Regions from separate parts of the Mus musculus genome. Here region 1 is linked to region 2. A link is a loop called in an ENCODE intact Hi-C map of the cell type or tissue named here. Cell type or tissue: heart. All regions are shown on one strand. Links, peaks and the distances in the headings refer to the core of each region. The heading gives the core; the rest is flanking DNA.

Evidence for each region. A loop is a pair of places that touch in the nucleus more often than their neighbours do. Peaks named below come from ENCODE experiments on the same cell type or tissue, not always from the same donor. Only the 100,000 strongest peaks of a DNase experiment are listed, where the experiment ranks them.
Region 1: it touches region 2 in a loop (2.4-fold over the local background); 3 of 42 quality-filtered maps call a loop at or near these places.

The regions. Positions count from the first base shown.
Region 1 is chr19:56,626,054-56,636,147 of GRCm38, reverse strand. No RefSeq gene overlaps it. Among named protein-coding and RNA genes, the nearest start is that of Gm32441, 34 kb to the left of the region's middle. In heart, for the core only: no CTCF peak of the experiment used is centred there; DNase peaks (open chromatin) are centred at 4,337, 4,907 and 6,287; H3K27ac peaks cover 841 bases.
Region 2 is chr19:56,716,882-56,726,975 of GRCm38, reverse strand. It overlaps Adrb1 (adrenergic receptor, beta 1), which reads right to left and starts at 4,859. Exons shown (of 1, transcript NM_007419.3): 1 at 1,826-4,859. The coding sequence starts at 4,604. The coding sequence ends at 3,204. In heart, for the core only: a CTCF peak has its summit at 5,132; DNase peaks (open chromatin) are centred at 3,365, 3,955, 3,965, 5,095 and 1 weaker place; H3K4me3 peaks cover 3,667 bases; H3K27ac peaks cover 3,435 bases; H3K27me3 peaks cover 2,477 bases.

The sequences.
Region 1 (10,094 bases), core at 1,120-9,119, 91 kb after region 2:
CTTCATTTTCATTAAACTCTAAAAAGTCTTTAGTTTCTTTATTTCTTCCTTGATCAAGTTATCACTGAGTAGAGTGTTGTTCAACTTCCACCTGTATGTTGGATTTCTATTATTTATGTTGTTATTGAAGATCAGCCTTAGTCCGTGGTGATCTGATAGGCTGCATGGGATTATTTCAATATTTTTGTATCTGTTGAGGTCTGTTTGGTGACCGATTATATGGTCAGTTTTGGAGAAGGTACCATGAGATGCTGAGAAGGTATATCCTTTTGTTTTAGGATGAAATGTTCTATAGATATCTGTTAAATCCATTTGTTTCATAAGTTCTGTTAGTTTCACTGTGCCTCTGTTTAGTTTCTGTTTCCAGGATCTGTCCATTGATGAGAGTGGGATGTTGAAGTCTTCCACTATTATTGTGTGAGGTGCAATGTGTGCTTTGAGTTTTAGCAAAGTTTCTTTAATGAATGTGGATGCCCTTGCATTTGGAGCATAGATGTTCAGAATTGAGAGTTTATCTTGGTAAATTTTACCTTTAATGAGTAAGAAGTGTCCCTCCTTATCTTTTTTGATAACTTTAGGTTGAAAGTCGATTTTATTTGATATTAGAATGGCTACACCAACATGTTTCTTGGGACCATTTGCTTGGAAAATTGTTTTCCAGACTTTTACTCTGAGGTAGTATCTGTCTTTATCCCTGAGGTGGGTTTCCTGTATGCAGCAAAATGTTGGGTCCTGTTACATAACCAGTCTGTTAGTCTATGTCTTTTTATTGGGGAATTGAATCCATTGATATTAAGAGATATTAAGGAAAAGTCGTTGTTGCTTCCTGTTACTTTTGTTGTTAGAGTTGGAATTCTGTTCATGTGGCTGTCTTCTTTAGGTTTGTTGAAAGATTACTTTCTTGCTTTTTCTAGAGCTTAGTTTCCCTCTTTGTGTTGGAGTTTTCCCTTTATTATCCTTTGAAGGATTTGTGGAGAGATATTGTGTAAATTTGGTTTTGTCATGAAATACCTTGGTTTCTTCATCTACAGTAATTGAGAGTTTTGCTGGGTTTAGTAGACACTATTGCAGATGTCAACAAGATTTTTGTTGATAGGACTCTGATATAGCTGTCTCCTGTGAGGCTATGCTAGTGCCTGGCAAATACAGAAGTGGATGCTCATAGTCATCTATTGGATGGAGTACAGGGTCCCCAATGAAGGAGCTAGAGAAAGTACCCAAGGAGCTGAAGGTGTCTGCAGCCCTATAAGAGGAGCAACAATATGAACTAATCAGTAACCCCAGAGCTCCCTGGGACTAAACCAGCAATCAAAGAAAACACATGGTAGCACTCATGTCTCTAGCTGCATATGTAACAGAGAATGGCCTAGTCAGCCATCAATGGGCAGAGAGACCCTTGGTCTTGTAAAGATTCTATGCCAGGAAGCAGGAGTGGGTAGGTTGGGGAGCAGGGGGAGGGAGAGGGGATAGAGGATTTGGGGAGAGGAAACTAGGAAAGGGGATAGCATTTGAAATGTAAATGAAGAAAATATCTAATAAAAATATATTTAGGGGCTGGTGAGATGGCTCAGTGGGTAAGAGCACCCGACTGCTCTTCCGAAGGTCCAGAGTTCAAATCCCAGCAACCACATGGTGGCTCACAACCATCCGTAACAAGATCTGACTCCCTCTTCTGGTGTGTCTGAAGACAGCTACAGTGTACTTACATATAATAATAAATAAATCTTTAAAAAATATATATATTTAGAAGAAGAAGAAGAAGAAGAAGAAGAAGAAGAAGAAGAAGAAGAAGAAGAAGAAGAAGAAGAAGAAGAAGAAGAAAAGAAGGAGGAGAAGGAGGAGAAGGAAGGAGGAGAAGGAGGAGAAGGAGGAGAAGGAGGAGAAGGAGGAGAAGGAGGAGAAGGAGGAGAAGGAGGAGAAGGAGGAGAAGGAGGAGAAGGAGGAGAAGGAGGAGAAGGAGGAGAAGGAGGAGAAGGAGGAGAAGGAGGAGAAGGAGGAGAAGGAGAAGAAGAAGAAGAAGAAGAAGAAGAAGAAGAAGAAGAAGAAGAAGAGATGCAATGTAGCTGCTGGATGCTCAGCCCTAAGCAGGACATCTATATCTTGCCTCCATGGCTCAGGGAACATTGTAGAAGAGGGAGAGAAAGCTGGTAAAATTGGAGGGGGAGAAGTGAAGCAGCGGCTTCGGGCTGTGGGAAGGCTGTAATCGGGAATACACAGCAGTTTTGGCTACCTGCACAAGACCTGCAAACACACACACATGTAAACACATATGCAGGCATAGGCACACACACACACACACATACATGCATACATGTGCACACACAATACAATATCATACAATACCATACAATACAATAAAATAAAAATAGACAGAGATTTAGTTGAGAAAAAGAAGGGGAGCCTAGTAGGAGTGGTAGAGAGAGGGGAGAGTAAGTGGGGGGACAGTTGTGAATATATGATCACATCATATCATATATGTATATATAAAATCATTTAAAACAAACAAAGCCAAACACAGGCAGCAAATACAAAGAGGACATGGAAACTCGCAGCAAGAAGGGGTTCCGAGCAAATGAGAAAGCATTTGGTAGGAACCATACCTGCCCGTTCTCACCTGCCCGCACTTTGGACTTTAAGCCCCTAGCCTGTAAGGAATAAACACGTGTGGCCTCAGACCCACCTGTGCCTCCTGTGTGCTGGAACTAAGGGCACAGGCCACCACACCCAGCATCTTTTCAGTTCCTGAGAGACACTGTCAAGTAGCTATGCTGGAGTTCATGGACCAGATGCAACTTTTACTATAAGATAATTCAGTATATGTGAGGGACCTTTGCTCCTTAGATATCATAGTGCCAAAATTGAGAGAAGGAAAGGGTTCGTCAGCCAGAAAACTCCTTTACAGTTTTTGGACAATTTATTACAAAAACCCTCAACTTTTTATTGTTTCTTTTTATTTTAATTGCCCGTATTTATGTATTTGTGTGCCATGGTGTGCATGTGGAGGTCAGAGGACAGCCTGCAAGAATTGATTCTCTCCTTCCAACATGTCAGACCCGACGACAAGTACCTTTACCCACGGCAGCATCCTGCTAACCCTATTGTTTTTTAATTATGATACAAATCAGGAAGCTTGTATCATGGTAGAGGTAATGCAGAATGTGGGAACTGTTGAAGTTCACTACAAAAGATGGAAGGACTCTGAGCCACTTTGTGGATGCTAAAACTCCAATCCAGGGAACTAGGCTTCTCAAAGCCCTGTAGTTACTAGTGAGGATTGATGCTGGTGTCCCAAGTTCTACTCTGAAAAAAATCTCTCTTGAGTATCAAGCTATGGCAAAACATGGGAGTATATGCCCTTCCTAAATGCTCCCACCAGGGCTATACCTAACACAGCTGCTGATCAATGGGTTCCAGGCACCGTGTTGATAACGTCTGAACTAAGGTTTATAAGGGAGATGCTACGGCATCTTGACATTTAATATTTCTGTATCAGTGTAAAGATGATTAGTGGGTTCTTTTACTTGCTGGGAAGGAGGGTCACTTTAAGTCGTTAAGGCGCAGGGCATATTTTGCATCTCTCTCCTGTCTTAGTTTGGGTTGACCACATTCAGGTGCATGCTACCTAACCACATGTGGCAAGTGGCTTCTGTGTTGAATGTGAGAATTCTCCATAGCAGAACTTATCTCAGCTAGATCTCCGCCAAAGCAGATGTCCCTTAGAATAGAGAGGATGCCCTGGGTGGCTGAAGGGATGGAGCAGTGGGTAACGAGAGCAGGAACTTGAGTTCCTATCCCTAGATGAGGTGGCTAGCGCTGTAACCTCGGTGCTGGGAGAGGAGACAGGGGGACTGTCTGAGCTCATGGCCGGCTAGCCAGCCTAGCCAAACTCATGAGCTTCATGTTTAGTGAGAGACTCTGCCTCAAAACGTAGGTGAAGAATGACAGAGGAAGCGGCCTGACGACAGCCTCTGGCCTCTAAATAGTAGTTCATAGCTATCCTCGGACTCCCTCAGATGGTCCCACAGCTTAGCCATATCTGGAAGCTGTTACAATTTTGGTGACTAACCAGGGGGTGTAGGGATGGGGGTAGGCCTAAAAGGGGGAGGGGGAGATAGGCCTAAGCTTGGGGGGGGGGGGGTAATTGGCTGAGACATAAACATAAACTAGTCACGGCTGGACAAGTTTACAGACTTGCCTGGTGGTTTGACTTCTCGTACTATTCCAGAACTTCACCTACCATTGACCTTGTAGCCACTACCTGAAGGCTGTCCAGCACACTGCACCCCACCCGCGGCTGCCCATTAATCACGGGCCAAAGAGGCTTTGCCTGGCAGAGGCAGCTACAGGGTTCTGGAACAGGATGCAGCCATTGGCAGACGGGTTCTCTTATCAGGACCTCGCAGTCAGAGAAAAGGCTCCTGTCTGTGGAGAGGGTGGCTTTTGTTTGCTTTCTCTTTTAGCTAAAGGGAATTCCTGGGGAAAAGGGATGCCAGAGAAAAGGAAATGCTTGCCAATAAGAAAAATCCTTCCCAGCCGGACTCCTGCCCCACCCGAAGGACAGCCCCAGCTTCAAAGGGTTCAGCAAGTGTTCCTCACGCTCGGGGTCAGCTCCAGTCCAAGGGAGCTTGCTCGCCCTTTCTTGCAGAGGTCTGCTCCTGGTTTCCTCCGGCTGCCAGGGCTGCATTTTAGATCAAGGAAGCCCAGGAACGCAGACACTCAGTCCTTCTTGCGTTTTTCTAAGGGTTGAGGCCTAGAAGGACCAAGGAAACTAGAAGAGGCCTAGTGACCTCCCTGTCCAAGAGGAGGAAGGTGCCAAAGTCAGAGAGTTGTGCCCCAAGCTGCACAGTGAGATTGAAAGACAAGCTGGGAACAGACTGTGTCTCTGCCTGGCAGCTGGCCTCCAGTTCTCCAAACTTGCGTCGTGCCTGTGTGCTTGCTTTGCTGTTGAGATGTCGCTGTCTGTTGGTGGGTGTTGCAAGTGGAGGTTTCTGAGAGAGGGTTGTGCATTGGATCGTATCCAAGGCCACTGAAGAGGCACTGCTTGGTTTGTACATCAACTTGACACAAGCTAAAGGCATCTGAGAGGAGCAAACCTCAGTTAAAGAAAATGCCTCCATAAGATCCAGCTTTAAGGCATTTTCTTAATTAGTGATTGATGGGGAAGGGCCCAGCCCACTGTGGGTCTCATCGTCCCTGGGTTGGTGGTCCTGGGTTCTATGAGAAAGCAGGCTGAGCAAACCATGAGGAACAAGCCAGTAAGCAGCATCCCTCCACGGCCTCTGCTTCATCTCCTGCCCCCAGGTTCCTGACCTGTTTGAGTTCCAGTCTTGACTTCCTTCAATGATGGACTTCAGTGTGGAAATAGAAGCCAAATAAACCGTTTCCTTCTTAGCCTGCTTTTGGCTGCAGTGCTTCATCGCTGCAATGAACACCCTAAGACAGTCTCTCTATATATTTCAGGCTAGTTCCAAATGGTCATCCTCCTGCCTCTGTCATTCTAGTGCCATTATGCCCAGGTCTTGAGGACCAGAAATGTTGAGTCCTGTCGTGTCAAGCATGATGGGAGATACACTAAATGAATGTGCCATCTGGTAGGAATCCAGTTCTAAATATTAGGTCTTTACAAAAAGAGACACCTGGAAAAAAATGTAGTCTTATTGAGGTATAACCTACACGGCTGCATAATAACTTTCTAAGGAGGTCAGAGGGCCTGGGTAGTGGAGGCACCCGCTAAGACCTGCCCAGAGGCTGGAGAAGGAATGCTGTTTGCTCACAGAGAGTTCCTTGGAAGTGAGTGGGGAACTGTGGGCAGGAGAAGTCACACCCAAAGCTGTCCTCTGACCACCAAAGTATGTGCATAAATTCTCTCTCTCTCTCTTTCTGTCTCACACACACACACACACACACACACACACACACACACACACTACACTGCAAATCAAAACAAAATAAAACACCAACAGCCTATTCTGAAGTCTGTTTCCCAGAAACATTACCACTAATAGGGCCTCTACCTGGTCCTCATGTGAGATTCCTCAAGACAGGGGCCATTGAAACACCATGAAGTATAATTGTGTTCCAGGGTCACACCTCTGCCTGCTTCTTTCCACTTCTCTCTCTTGCTGCCCTGCTTCTCCAACAGTTCCTTGTGGGGACAGTCACGTTGGGTATCATTGCACATGAATCCAACCACATCCCAACTCTGTGCGTGGATCCTGCCACAAAGTCAGCAGAGAGAGAGCGCTTTCATCTTGCAGGGCCTCTGGGGGCCTGAGTGTTCTGGTCCTGCTCAGTCTGCCCCTGTCCAGCCAGGGTTCGTCAGCTTATTCCCACTGCACTCCCTGGGTGACCTTTCTCAGGGCTCCAGGAGAGAGCCTGAGTTCCGGGCATGGGATGAAGGCTGGGTGAGGTTCAGCAGAGTGCTGGATAACAAAGGCACGTGCTCTTGAAAATTGTCAAGGGGACAAACCAGGAACCCACAGTTTTTTGGGTTTTTTTTTTTTTTTTGATCAACAAAACTTAAATAGAAACGGAGGCTATTCATTGTGCTACCAGATTTAGAGCTTTTAACAAGAAACACACTCGTGCTTCAAGGGAAAAAAAAAAGGTCCTCAGAAGTCTGTCTTGCTCTGGCCAACGAGCTTCCAAATTTTGGTGGCATTATAAGTGGTGTCAGGATGACCCATCAACGTGTAAAGATTTTCAAAATTTTATCTTTCTGGAATGAGTCGGTACATTTCAATTCCCATTCAAAGTTGCTTTAAATATATAAGTAGATGATCACATTTACTTTTGAGTCCCAGCAGCCTCTTTTTTTTTTTTCATAAGGATGAAGTTTGTTAGTCTGTCCCATGTGTCTCTCACACCAACAGCCTGGACAACCATGCACGTGTTGCTGTGTTTGTGAGCGTGTAGCAGCCACAAAGCTTAAATCTAGCTAAGCCTCTGTATTTGGGCAAGACAGGGTAGCCTTGTTCCAGAGCCAGGCTGAAGGGGAAGTCTGGGAGCACAGGAGATCTAGCTGAGACTATGAGGGGAGCTATAGATAGAGGTGTTCTGTCTAGTGTCCCCCCTATCCCACTGGGACATTAGCTGGGGGATCTGCATACACACAGCCATTCAAAATTAGAACCATGTGTCCCTTCACTCTGGCCCAAGCTGGTACAGGGGTATGGGGATGCCTAGCCAAAGACTCATAAGTCATAAAAGGAGGGACAGGACAGGCTGGGGCATCAGGAAATCTGTTCTAGACAAAGATGGAGAGGGGAATGAGTAAGAATAAGAGGCAGAACCCAGGACAGCCTTCAGCAAATACCGTGGTGGCCACCCCTCAAAACGGGCAAATCGCAAAGAGGTCCATGGTCCGTACTACCTCCAGTAGGAACCCAGCACAGGAGCCCCTTAAATCCCTCCCAGCCTCTGCAGGCCATGATAGGAGCGTACCTCTCTCTGGAGGAGGTAGACAGCCACTCGCCAGATAAAAGTCAGCTTTACTAGCTCTGGGCTCAATGGTTGCGTTAACTGAAGCCCCCAGAACTAAATGCCAAAGAGCCCTTAGTCTAAGTCTGGTACCCCAAGTCAGTGTGCCTCAGGGGACCAGCAGTGTTTGTCCTGTGGCTCCTTTCTCCGGGTGACGAAATGGAAGAAACTGGAGGGATGTTTATGGAGTGGAAGTCTAGGAGAGTACAAAACAGGCTTCCACGCAGCTGGCCTGAGTCAACAGACCGCCTCCCTCGTGTAGAGAAATGCATCCTTTTCCAGTCACACAGGTGAAATCACACGAAGACTGATCCCATGGTCTCTAGGTTTTGCTGGAATTTTGTGATAGCAAATATTGATTGAAGCTGGTGGGCCGCCAGCACGGTCTGTCCATGTTTGAGAACTCTGGAAACTCTGGCAGGCTGTAGTGGAGAGGATGGGACTGAGTTCCGTCCCTGTGTCTGTTACCAACCAGCAGTGTGTCCTTCCATGACCCTCATGGGCTCATGGCCTGCCTGGTTTCCGCATTTGTAGAAGGACTGGATCTTTGTAGTTGGACTAAGTCTTTTCCAGATCTACGAATGAGTGATCTTATGACGTAAAGTGATATTGCTAAAGTCATCTGATGTTAATTTGGACTTCAAATCCATTCTGATTAATGTTTTCAGGCTCAGGGGGTGGCCTGAAGTGCACTTGCAAAATCCAAATTGGTCTCTTCCAGAGCCTAAGTCAACAGAAGGCTGGTGGCCTTTGGCAGCCACTTGGGGTCTCCAGGCTGGCAGATGGTATGGACTTTGGTACCATTGACAAAGTGTGGTTCACCTCTATCTGGAGCCTACAGTAAAACCATATTAAGTTTTTTGTGTTCCTGTTTCTAGCTGCATAGACACAGTTCAAATAGGGCTGAAAGCCCCAAGGGAGACAACTAGAATTTTAATTACAATCTCTCAAGACCATCAAAGCCTTATTAAGGAATGCTCTGAGTTCCAAATCCTACTAGCACGGGTCAACTCCCTGCAACCAGATGAGTCTCACTTTATAAACACTGGAGAGAAACAAGGCAGCTTTGACCACTGGGTGCTCACAGGAAGCCAGGCTGATGACAGGGTCTGGCCCTATCTCAAACACCTGTGGCTCTCCTTTACAAATAGGGGACAAAATGAAAAAGGAGGTGGTTTCTTGTGCTCAGCCGTGACAATGGCAACCTTTCTAATGCCCAGCTCCAGAATGACATGTGTATTTGGGGATGACAAAGGGGGACGTTTTAGCATCTAAAGCATTTGTGTGAGTGTTTATTTGTGTGAGTGTTCCTAATGAAAGAAAGAAAGCTGTCAGTATGGTCTATAGAACAGTGGTCTGGATTTGTGGTGCACAGAATGGCTACGTAGCCATGGAACTTAACCATCCTTGGGTGATTGTACTGGCTGGTTTTGTGTCAACTTGACACAGCTGGAGTTATCACAGAGAAAGGAGCTTCAGTTGAGGAAATGCCTCCATGAGATCCAACTGTAAGGCATTTTCTCGACTAGTGATCAAGGGGGAAAGGCCCCTTGTGGGTGGGACCATCTCTGGGCTGGTAGTCTTGGGTTTATAAGAGAGCAGGTTGAGCAAGCCAGGGGAAGCAAGCCAGTAAAGAACATCCCTCCGCGGCCTCTGCATCAGTTCCTGCTTCCTGACTTGTTTGAGTTCCAGTCCTGACTTCCTTGGTGATGAACAGCAGTATGGAAGTGTAAGCTGAATAAACCCTTTCCTCCCCCACTTGCTTCTTGGTCATGATGTTTGTGCAGGAATAGAAACCCTGACTAAGACAGTGATGCGCCGAGGAACTGGTTCTCTCCAGCAGTCCCTATAGGAGACATCCCTTTCCTGTGGCTACTATTCACATACACAGTGCGACATGGGAGGAGATTTTTATGACTATAAAAAAGATAAGATAGTGTACAAAATGTCCCAGTCTACAAGAAGTCTCATAGGACACCACATTGATTCATCTCCTTCTATTTCATCTCCAATGATGCTGATATAGAGGTCAGATGTCTCCAGAGCACAGACTGGCGGGGAATGATCTAGGTTAGTCGTGGAGATTATTGTCTTACATTGTATCTAGAATCACATTCTTGAGCAACACAGTCTTAGAATGCAAAGATTAACCCATCCTCCCCTCTTCAAAACGTTGTGTGCTAACAAGACCTGCATAAGGTTAAGCCAATCAAAATCCAGAATGGATGTGGGAGGAGGCCCCTGAGACCCACTCATCATGAAGGATCTCTTGATGGTGGATGGTTGCTGAAGGAGGGAGAGTCATTGTCTTTTGGGGGTTTTGGATGCTGCTAGGTTGCCTGTTCTCCAGTGGATGCCACTTCCACATGTGGGCAGAACTAACCGGACTCAAGAACAGCAAATTTTTTTTTTTTAAAGAAAAAGAGTGCATGAGGTAAGGAGGGATGGAGAGGGTAGTGACGGTGAAGGGAGGTAGGGGTGGACGGACATATTCAAAACGTTGTATAAATGCACAATACTTTCAAAGAGTAAGCTTTTTAAATTATTTTTTTAAATGTACCCTAGGTATTTTCCTCTTGGAACCCCTCCTCTTCTCTGGAGTTCTTTCTCCCTTT
Region 2 (10,094 bases), core at 1,323-9,322:
TGTCTACTGTTGTGATATTAAGGTAGATACCTTTGGCAACTTGATGTGTGCAGATACAAGGGTAAGGCAGTTCCCTGCCTGTACACTGCCCTTTTCCTCCCATCTCTGCAATACTGTTTCAGCAGCTAACACACACAACTGGCTGTTGTAACTTCTGAGATTGGCAAACCAGTTTTCACCATTCCTACAACGCACAGCTCTCCTCCTAAACAACAACCCAAGGTAGTTTTCCTGCTATTCAGAATCTCGGACACGGCCGGCCTACCTGTGAATATCTGTGGTGCCCGCTTGGAGGATCCCACAAAAAAAAGTCTTCTTGTTTCCTGCAAGTCTATGTAAGCAAATCCCTCTGCAGAGTGACTTCCTCTAGTTCACTAAAGAGACTGAACACGTCTACCCAGTAGTTAATACAGTATGTCCTTAGAGCTAAAAGAACATTCGTGATATTCAGAGCTGAGGTTTGCAGACCAGCACCCATGTTTGGGGTGGGGGATACTCTCTCATGTAGGCAGCAAGGCATTAGCCAGGTGCTTCAGGGTTCTTCAGATGAGACCGACTCTTCACATTATGAATGAAAAACCCTCCAACCAAAAGCACATGCATACTTTGGGGAGGGGGGGGGTGATACTAAAATGAACTTCAGTTCCTAGGGGACTTACAGTACTATTTTATCCTGAGATGGATTTACGCTTTCAAACTAAGTTTAAGGATTACCATTTACCATCACCCTTTCCTCCCTGCCCCTCCCCTTCCCCTTTCTTTCCTTCTTCAGTTCCTACTTTCTTTTTCTGGAAACATGGGGTAAACCTGTGGGGAGCCTTTGTTGACATGGCTGCTGTTCAGCCAGCCTTTCTTCCACAGGGATCTAAAGGCCAGCACTGTTCTCAAAGGGCCCTGAGCTTGCAGACATGCCTTTGGAGAAAGGAGTCCTACCTTTTCCTGGAAGAAGCTGCCTGTCCGTCTTGTCTGTCCATCTTAGAGGGGACCCTGAGCCAAAACCATATACTTTTCATTTTGGTGACACTACGTACGGTTCAGTCATGAAATGAAAAGCTTGTTTAAACATATTGGATAAACAGACTGGGTGAATGTACAATGAATCTCAGGATGGAATTTTACTCTACACTTCTCGGGAACTAATTTTTAATGAAAAAAAAAAAAAACCTCTATCCATTTGGGTGTTATAATTCTGTTAGGAAGTTAAATGAAAGTTAGGAGGTTCAGTTTGCCTTTCCTGCCCACCTAGAACATCTGCTGAAAAGGATCTAGGTACTTGTGTGAGAGAGATAACATTTGCTTCAGGAGTCCTTTTATACATCTTTGCTTAAGCATGAACATGGCTTTTTTTTTTTCCCATTCTAAGCAGGCTCTGGAGAACTGTGAACCCACTGTGGTTTTCAATGGGGACACAAACATAAGCCATGGAAGCCACTCACCGTTATTTCAAGTGGGCGACATCATCCAGTGGATCATTCCTTCCTGCTTGTGTTTCTGTGAGATGTTGCTGCTGAGTTACCCGTCTCCAGCAGCACTCTCTCTGGCTCTCCTTTGCAGAAGATACACGGTCCCTTCTTCCATCAAGTGTAGCAGATGGGCTCTTGAGGGTGCCTGAGTTGTCTGGAATACCTTGAATCCGGCTGTGAAAATTTAGGGCAAATCTGTGGCTCTCGGTTGGTGAACACCTTATTTGGTCTAGAGGCACTTTGCTCTGTGATTGAGTCATGAAGAGATATTAAAAAGGCAGCCAGTCTGTATTTTGAAGCAAACACTCAAGTCTCTCTTGTCATCGCGGACCCCCTTACAGACACACGGCACGGAACCTCGATTGAGCTGCACTGCTGTCTTTATTGCACATGGACCAATTCCCACACGGTAGTTAGTTGCACCAGAGTATAAATACTTGGTCACACACACAAGAAGAGATAGAATATACACACGAGTGCTAAATTTTACCAGCAGATTCACGGGGGCACTTGGACATTAAAAAATAATAATAAAAATACGTAAGAGAATAATATTTATAATATGGATACAGTTACAGTACCATGATAAGAGTATAAAAAGTAACTTCCCAATAAACCATCAACTCAATAACATAATAGACAAGAGAAACTGAGTTTGAATTTTATTTTAGCTTTTTAAAGATCTGCCCACCTCCCCATCCCAGTAAAAATATTTAATTTTTTTTGTGCAAGTTAACAACTTCTATGAATTTTACAATGCCTAACACTGTGCAAAATGGCCTTCCAACCACTGCCTTTTTTTTTTTTTTTTGCCGTCTTTGTTTTTAGCCACATGTGCAATAATCTCAACTGTTTCCTTTTTGTTCTGTCCTATCTTTAGTTGACAGAGTCACATGTCACAGAGAGAGACTCAGCGCCTGGTCCTTCCAACTAGTATTGATACATAAATAAGCTGTTTAATATAAACAAGTCTTTCTATCTTGCTGTGCAATATGCACAGAGTGAGGTAGAGGACCCACAGCAGGACCACCGAGGCGCGCAGGGCACAAGGTTTGCCCTCTAGGAGAAAGCAAGGTGAACCGTGCTCCACACATAGTTTCTCGAAACCAGATTTGTCTGTTTCGCATCCTTCTTTTCCCTTTGCTTTAAGAACAGGAGACACCAGTACTCCGGAATTAGTATGCAATTTCTTTAGAAAGCAAAGGGAAACACTTCCTGGCTAATTATCACCGGCCCCGCCCCCACACCAAACCTGAGCTGAATACTTAGGTTCCTAGGTGTGGAACCGGAAAGCCAGGTGATAGACTCCATCCTGCCCCCTCCCCTCCCCGCCTAGTTTCCACTCGGGTCCTTGCAGAAAGTGTCAAAACCCACCTAGGGGCGGGGGGGGGGGGGAATGCCTGAAGGTGCATTAAACACACGAAAGGCCGAACCTCAGAGAGAAAGGAACTCAAGACAAGCCAGTAAGCCATACTAAGCCACACTCTCCCAACTCCTCCTAAACTTTCCTTTTTGCGCAAACGCTCGGTCCGGGGCTTTTCTGTACGTCTCGGATGATTCGATAGATCTGTGGGCTTTGCATTCACCTGCTTTCGGTCTTGAGTAAACAGAGATCTCCTCTCTCCCCTGGGGAGCGGCTCAGGGGCGCCCAGGCGGGCTCTCTTCCTCTAGGGATGCAGAGCCCGTGTCCAGCCCGGGACTATGGGGAGCGGCGTCCGTGCGCCCAGAGAGCCTGGCTCTCTACACCTTGGACTCCGAGGAGAAGCCCTGGCGCCCCGGCTCGTCCAGGCTCGAATCGCTGTCCACAGTGGTTGTCCCGCCGTTGCAGCCGGTCCAGGGCTCCAGCAGGCGCGCCGGTGGGGTGGTCCCGGCGTCGTCGTCGTCGTCGTCCGAGGGAGCTCCGGGGGACGGCGGCGGCCCAGCTCTCGCCAGGCAGCCGGAGGCGCGCGGCCGGTCCCCGTGGGCTGCGCGGCGTCTGCAGGCGGCCCGGCGCGCGCAGCAGAGCAGGCGCTGGAAAGCCTTGCGGAAGTCGGGGCTGCGGCAGTAGATGATGGGGTTGAAGGCCGAGTTGGCGTAGCCCAGCCAGTTGAAGAAGACGAAGAGGCGATCCGGCACCAGGTCGCGGTGGAAAGCCTTCACCACGTTGGCCAGGAAGAAGGGCAGCCAGCAGAGCGTGAACACACCCATGATGATGCCCAGTGTCTTGAGCGCCTTCTGCTCGCGCAGAGCCACGAGGCGCGACGGCCGCCGCTTGCTGGAGCGCCCGTTGGCCAGCGAGTCTGCGGGGCGCGGTGGCCCAGGTGACGGCGAGGGCTCAGGCGAGGGCGGCCGGGCTGGGCCGCCGAGGAAGCGGCGCTCGCAGCTGTCGATCTTCTTTACCTGTTTTTGGGCCTCGCGGAACACCCGCAGGTACACGAAGGCCATGATGCACAGGGGCACGTAGAAGGAGACGACGGACGAGGCGATGGCGTAGGCCCTGTTGGTGACGAAATCGCAGCACTTGGGGTCGTTGTAGCAGCGGCGCGCTTCGTCGCTCTCGGCCCGCCACCAGTGCATGAGGATGGGCAGGAAGGACACCAACGCCGAGATGGCCCACACTGTGCACACGAGGGCCCGCGCTCGCGCGCGCGTCAGCAAACTCTGGTAGCGAAAGGGCGACGTGATGGCGAGGTAGCGGTCCAGGGCGATGACACACAGGGTCTCAATGCTGGCCGTCACACACAGCACATCTACCGAAGTCCAGAGCTCGCAGAAGAAGGAGCCGTACTCCCAGCGGCCCCACACCACGATGGTGGCCCCGAAAGGCACCACCAGCAATCCCATGACCAGATCAGCGCTGGCCAGGGACATGATGAAGAGGTTGGTGAGCGTCTGCAGCCGCGGGGTCTTGGCGATGGCCACGATCACCAGCACGTTACCCACCACGATGAGCAGAACGATGAGCGCCAGCAGTAGGCCCATACCCGCGGTCCACTGCTGCGACAGCGGCGCTGAGCCCTCGCTGGCTGGAGGCAGCAGCGAGGCGGGAGGCGACGCGAGCACCAGCAGCCGCGCCGCGGTGGCCGCACCGTCGGGCAGCGGCGCGGCGGACGACAGGTTGCAGGGTTCGGAGGCGCCCAGGGCGAGCGCCCCCGCGCCCATGCCGAGCTGCGGAGGCCGGGGGCGGGGGGTGTGGCGGGGCTGGGCCGCGCCTGGGGAGCACCCCAGGAGCCGGGGCTGCGGGGCCCGCGCGGGGAGGTCGCGGCCAGGTCAGGGCAGCCGCGGCTCGGGGCCGGAGGCATGGACGCCGGGCGCCTTCTCCTCCGTAGCCGAGCGCTGTCTCCGCCGCCGCCGCCGCCGCTGCTGCTGGAGCCGCTGTCGCTGCTGGAAGAGCCGCCGGGACCTCAGCATGTTTCTGAGCGCGCGGGGCCGGCGGCTCCAACACCCAGCACCTCCCCCCCCCCCTTCGCTGCCACCCCCCCAGCCAGCCCCCGGGGCCGCGCGTCAGGCTCCCGCAGCCAATCGCCGCCAAGGCACGCCCCCGACAATGGTGCCCCCACCCCCAACACCCAGCACCCCCTCCTACCCGCGATTGAAAGGCTCCAAAGATTGCGGGCGGACTACGCAGCCAGCACCCACGGGCTGCAGCGAGCGCGCCCTTTCCTGCTCAGGCTTCTTCCAGAGTCTAGTCTGCGGCGCCCCCTGCGGCGCCCCGCCGCCTCCTGTGCCCCCCGCCAACCAGTAGTCTCCGTTAACCTTAGCACCCAGCTCTCCTTTTGCCGCTCCCGCAAGAGCGCCCTTATTTCCCTTCGGCACCCCGTAGTTCCCTCGCCTCTAGTGCCCGGTTCCTGGTAGCTATAAGAGAACCTTACAGGCGTCTCGGAGACGCAGGAGTGCCTTGGACAGCCTATCTGCTGGGATTGGAGGAATTTAGCTGTGAGACTGGGGTTCTGCCATCAGGCAGCCTGGCTCTTCCCTGATCGCGAGGGGACCTGGCCAGCATGACAGCTTGGGGGAATAGGAAGTGGGTGTTAGTGATTAGAGGAAACTTTGCAGCCAGGCGGGTTGCTGGAGCAGGGTACGCATCTGTCAGAAAGGCTCTCTGGGCGCTGTTCTCGCGCGGAGCTGTGCTCTCTCCTTCAAGTGCAGTAGATGGGGAAAGGAAGGGAAGGTTTGTGGATGTAACTGCCAACACCGAGGACCAGTCGGATACACACACAGGCCCCAGTCCCAGCTAAAGAAAAGGATGAAAGAGTTCTGAATATAAAGGAGAAGTTTAGGGCAACATTCAGTCCAGGGTAAATGACGTCGCCCCACCCCCACGCCCCTCGTGGAAAGAACACGGAGAATGACGCTTCAGACTTTTTGACTCCAGTACCAACACCTTAACATCCGCATCTGTGCTCCGTTACCCATGGGATTTTGCAATCTGAGCTGAGCCAACACAAGGTGCTATCCCTTTTGGGTTGACGTCATGAACTGGGATTTCAGATTTCTTGGGAGGGTGGCTAGATTCTCAAAACTGTGGGATTAGCTTTGGGAAGATGAGGGAAGAAAATATATACATACTCAAGGCGATTAAATCTGAAAGCATTTAAAGTCATACCACATTTCCTCGCTTCACATTGTCGAGAGAATCCGAAACTAGAGTCTTTGGCTTCATTCCTGATGCGAACAGAGGATGGGACCTCGGGCTGAGGTCCTCTGATCTACCCCTGGGAATGCCTCTACCTCAGGCCGTAAAAAGGAAATCTGTAATTAAGTTCTTGAGAAGCGAACAGTTCCCAATTGTCTCAGAAGGGAAGGGTGCACGGTAGTGTTATATAATGTTATGTAATGCTCCCGAGTCCTTCTTGCATTGGAATAAAAAGATTAGCATCTGGGAGGAACATCAACATGTGGCCAAGCTGGTACTCTCACCTTGCCAAAAGACACAGGCTCACAGCTGTCCATCCACAGCCGTACTCTTCATAAAGTCAAACCCGTGGATGTGCCCTAGGATCAGGCTTGACCACTGAGAGTGTTACCACGGGGGAGTGATCTGTTTATTCACCCCTGCCCTGGACTTACCAAGTTCTGCCAAGTTGGGGAGTTTTGAGAATCAGGGAACAGGAACTACACCGAGGGCAGAAGGAGTTGGCACCCATAGTCACCCCAGCCTCTTCAAGCCAGGGTCTCTCCTTCCTGTGGCTTTTAGGGGATGGCTGAAAGGACTCAAGGGACAATCTGAAAAACGCCCATGTTTTGAAGTGAGCTGACCAAGAAAGGGCCTCTGAGTGCTGGGGTGTGGGGAAATGTGGAAAGAGGCTTTCTGCTAAGTGGTGCTATTGGGGTGCAGTGTATCGACCTCGTGTCCCCAGGGCATGGGGTTTCTTGGGATGATAAGGCCAGAACTGAGCTGTAGAGATTGGAGTCAGGAGCCGAGGCTGGTAACCTTGTGCTATTTATATGTATGAACACACCAGGCGGCAGGACCACCATTCTGGATTTTGTGACCTTTCCCCTTGATGACTTGGTGTTACATCAAGTTTCTCTGCATTTCTGTGGAATAAATACATTCAAGTAAGCATTCAAAAACCAGGAGGCTTTTCTAGCAGGGCTTCATAGAGAGGATCCCAGATGCTCTTAGGGACTTTCCTCAACTGTACTGACAGGCGTACTTAAAATAGTGTAGCCTCAGCTAGCATGGAGGTCTCTCTCTCTCTCTCTCTCTCTCTCTCTCTCTCCATCTCTCTCTCTCTCTCTCTCTCTGCTTCTTAGAAAAGGATATGAGATTAAGAGGAAGTTCAACATAGCCACTGACTTAGTCTGTTTTCTGTTGCTATGACCGGATACCTGAACCTGGGTAATGTAAGAAGGGCTTTATTTTGGCTCAGAATTTTGAAGGTTGAGAGGTTCAAGTCCAGACACTTGCCTCTCTGTGCAGAGCAGAAAGCACAAGGGGCCTCTTGAGGAGTAGTAACAACCCGCTCTTCTAACTCCTGTCAGATCTCATAGCAACTATGTATCCATCCCGTCACAGCAAAGCCACCACTTAACACTCCGTCAGACCAACTGTTCAATATGGTCATTTTCTATCTGCCACTCAAAGTGCATCAGTAGGAATCCTTCCCAGTGTTAATTGGCACACCTGAGAATCACGAGTCCCTCCCCCGCTGCCTCTTTTCCCATCTGGCTCCCTGCATCCTATGGGAGACAGTATTCGGTGTGCACTCTGTGACTACCTCTCCTTATCCCCTTCACTCTCACAGAGAGCTGAATGTGTAGTTCAGCTGTACAGCAGTTACCTAACAGGCAAAGGCCCAGCTCCATCCAGGGATGACAGCCTTTACCGGCTCACTGCATAGAGTTCTGTACGCCTCTATCGTAGGAAACTCCGGCCTGGTTTCGGATCTAATCTCTTCCCAAAGCTGGGATATATTCTTGTCTTGCTTCTCCTTCCTCCTTCCGTCTTCCTTTCCCTGCCTGTTGCTTCTGGAAATAATTTCCCACTAACCTATGGTAACTGTGGCTATGATAGATTGCCTTTTGACGTCTCTTAAATCATTTTCATCTCTGTGTGATTTTTGCCTTTTCTAGGTCATATGTTTATGGAGAGCAGGAACTATCTTACCGTTTTTGCAGCTTCCATGTTCATTAATAATTACTTGACATTAGTTAATATTTAACTTGAATTCATAAATGTCATATTTAATTAAAATATCTTTTTTGCACAAGTGAGGAATGGTTGACTATTTCAGAACTTGGGAGTCTCCACTCATGCTTATAGCTCACACGGACCAGTCAATATTTCCATATAAGCACCTCAAAACACCCCGTTTATGAGCAGCGTCTCATTGTGTAGCCCATTCTGTCCTATGATCTAGGCTGGCCTCAAGCCCACAGCAGTCTTCCTGTCTTGGACTCCTAGGTGCTGAGGTTTCATGAACTGCCACAGTCAGCTAATTTCCACTCACTGGAAACATTATAACACTACTTATGCCTTCCCCACCCCCACCACCTTTCCCACCCCGGGAAGATCGCTGAGAATCTCATATCAAGTCCCAGATCAAGTCACATATCTATAGTACAGTGATTAATAGTCAATTCAGCCCACTCATGGTTACACGCCATGAACCTGACATTTCCAGTCTTAAAAATGAAGGTGAGCAGACGGACAACTGCTGGGAGACAGGCCAGAGAAACCCTAGGAAACGCATCAAACTCCACTAGCAAAACTGTCCTGGCGGCCGGTAATAACCTCCAGCTACTTGTAATCAAGCTATCACTAATCAAAAGATCTCCTAATCAGAGCTTAAGTGGTTCATCCTCAGGATAGACAACACAGCTTGTCACCTAAAGCCATATGGCTGCTCCAAGGATCAGTCCGTGCTAACTGAAGGACGGACAGCCTGGCTCAGGCTGGCACTTAAGGTCATATGCTAGATCTGGAGCCACAGTTTACACAGGGACAAGCAACTGCAGCCGCTATCATCACAACAAGCACAGAGGCGCGTATACAGTAAGCACGGTCAAGGCTGGGCTACTTAGAAAATCCAAAGGCTCTCCTCTCTCCCCACCCCCTTCCTCCCTCTCTGCCTCCTCCTCTTCCTGGTGTGTCTGACAAGTACATTGAATAATGTCAGAGCCAATAATAATATTTTTCAAAATTTGGATGCATTGGAAAGAGTTCCGATGGGGAGGGAGATGGGTAGAAGATCCAGGTTCCTGTCCTGGCTTGGCTGTTTGACCTTCAGTAGTGACTTCACCTTTCAAATGAATGCACTGTTTGCTCACACACTCGCTCTCTCTCTCCCTCTCTCTCTCTCTCTCTCTCCCTCTCTCTCTCTCTCCTCTCTGTATTAAGGGTGAAATAAATAGAATACTTTATGGGAATTTTTTTTAATCCACACGCTATGTATTTGTAATACACGGCTGTACACTGCCTTATCACTGCGACCTTTCAGATCACAGAAGGTGCCAAGATCTTCAGAAGAGTCCGTGCCCTTAGATAAGCTCCTTAGTCGGTGTGACCCTTCTTTGTCATACTCAGTATTTATTGTGATTCAGAGGATGGGTAGCAGGGGATTATTTTTAATTCTCTTATCATGAGCAAATCGTCTTTTAAAAGACTTTTTTCCAGAGAGGGGGGAGGTGGATATGGTTTTGTTTTTTTTTTGTTTGTTTTTTGTTTTTTCATATCCTTACTTAGCATATGTACCTTGCTCCACCCCCCCCCCCTTCTTCTTTCTGTGGGATTGGTACCAAAGTGGAGGTCCAGATGCCTGATAAGTAAAGGCTGAACCACTGAGATACATGTCAGCCCACACCCCACATTGTTATGTGTGAGTGTTCTACCTGCATGTATGCCTGTGCATCCTGTGTGTGCCTGAAGCCCCAAAAGATGACAAGAGGGCATCAGATCCCCCTGGAAATGAGTTACAAAGATGGGGTGCTGTGCATTCCCGGAATCGAACTTGCATCCTCTGGAAGAGCAACGAGTGCTCTTTACTGCTAAGACTTCTTCCAGGCCCCCATTTAAAAAGTGTTTAGGTTGCTGTGTGCAGGGGTGAGTGTGGGGTCAGGGGCAGACTTGTGATGCTCTCTGCATCCACCTTCTACAAGGCTTGTGAAGATGGAACTCGGGTTTCCCAGGCAAGCTTCCCTGCCTAA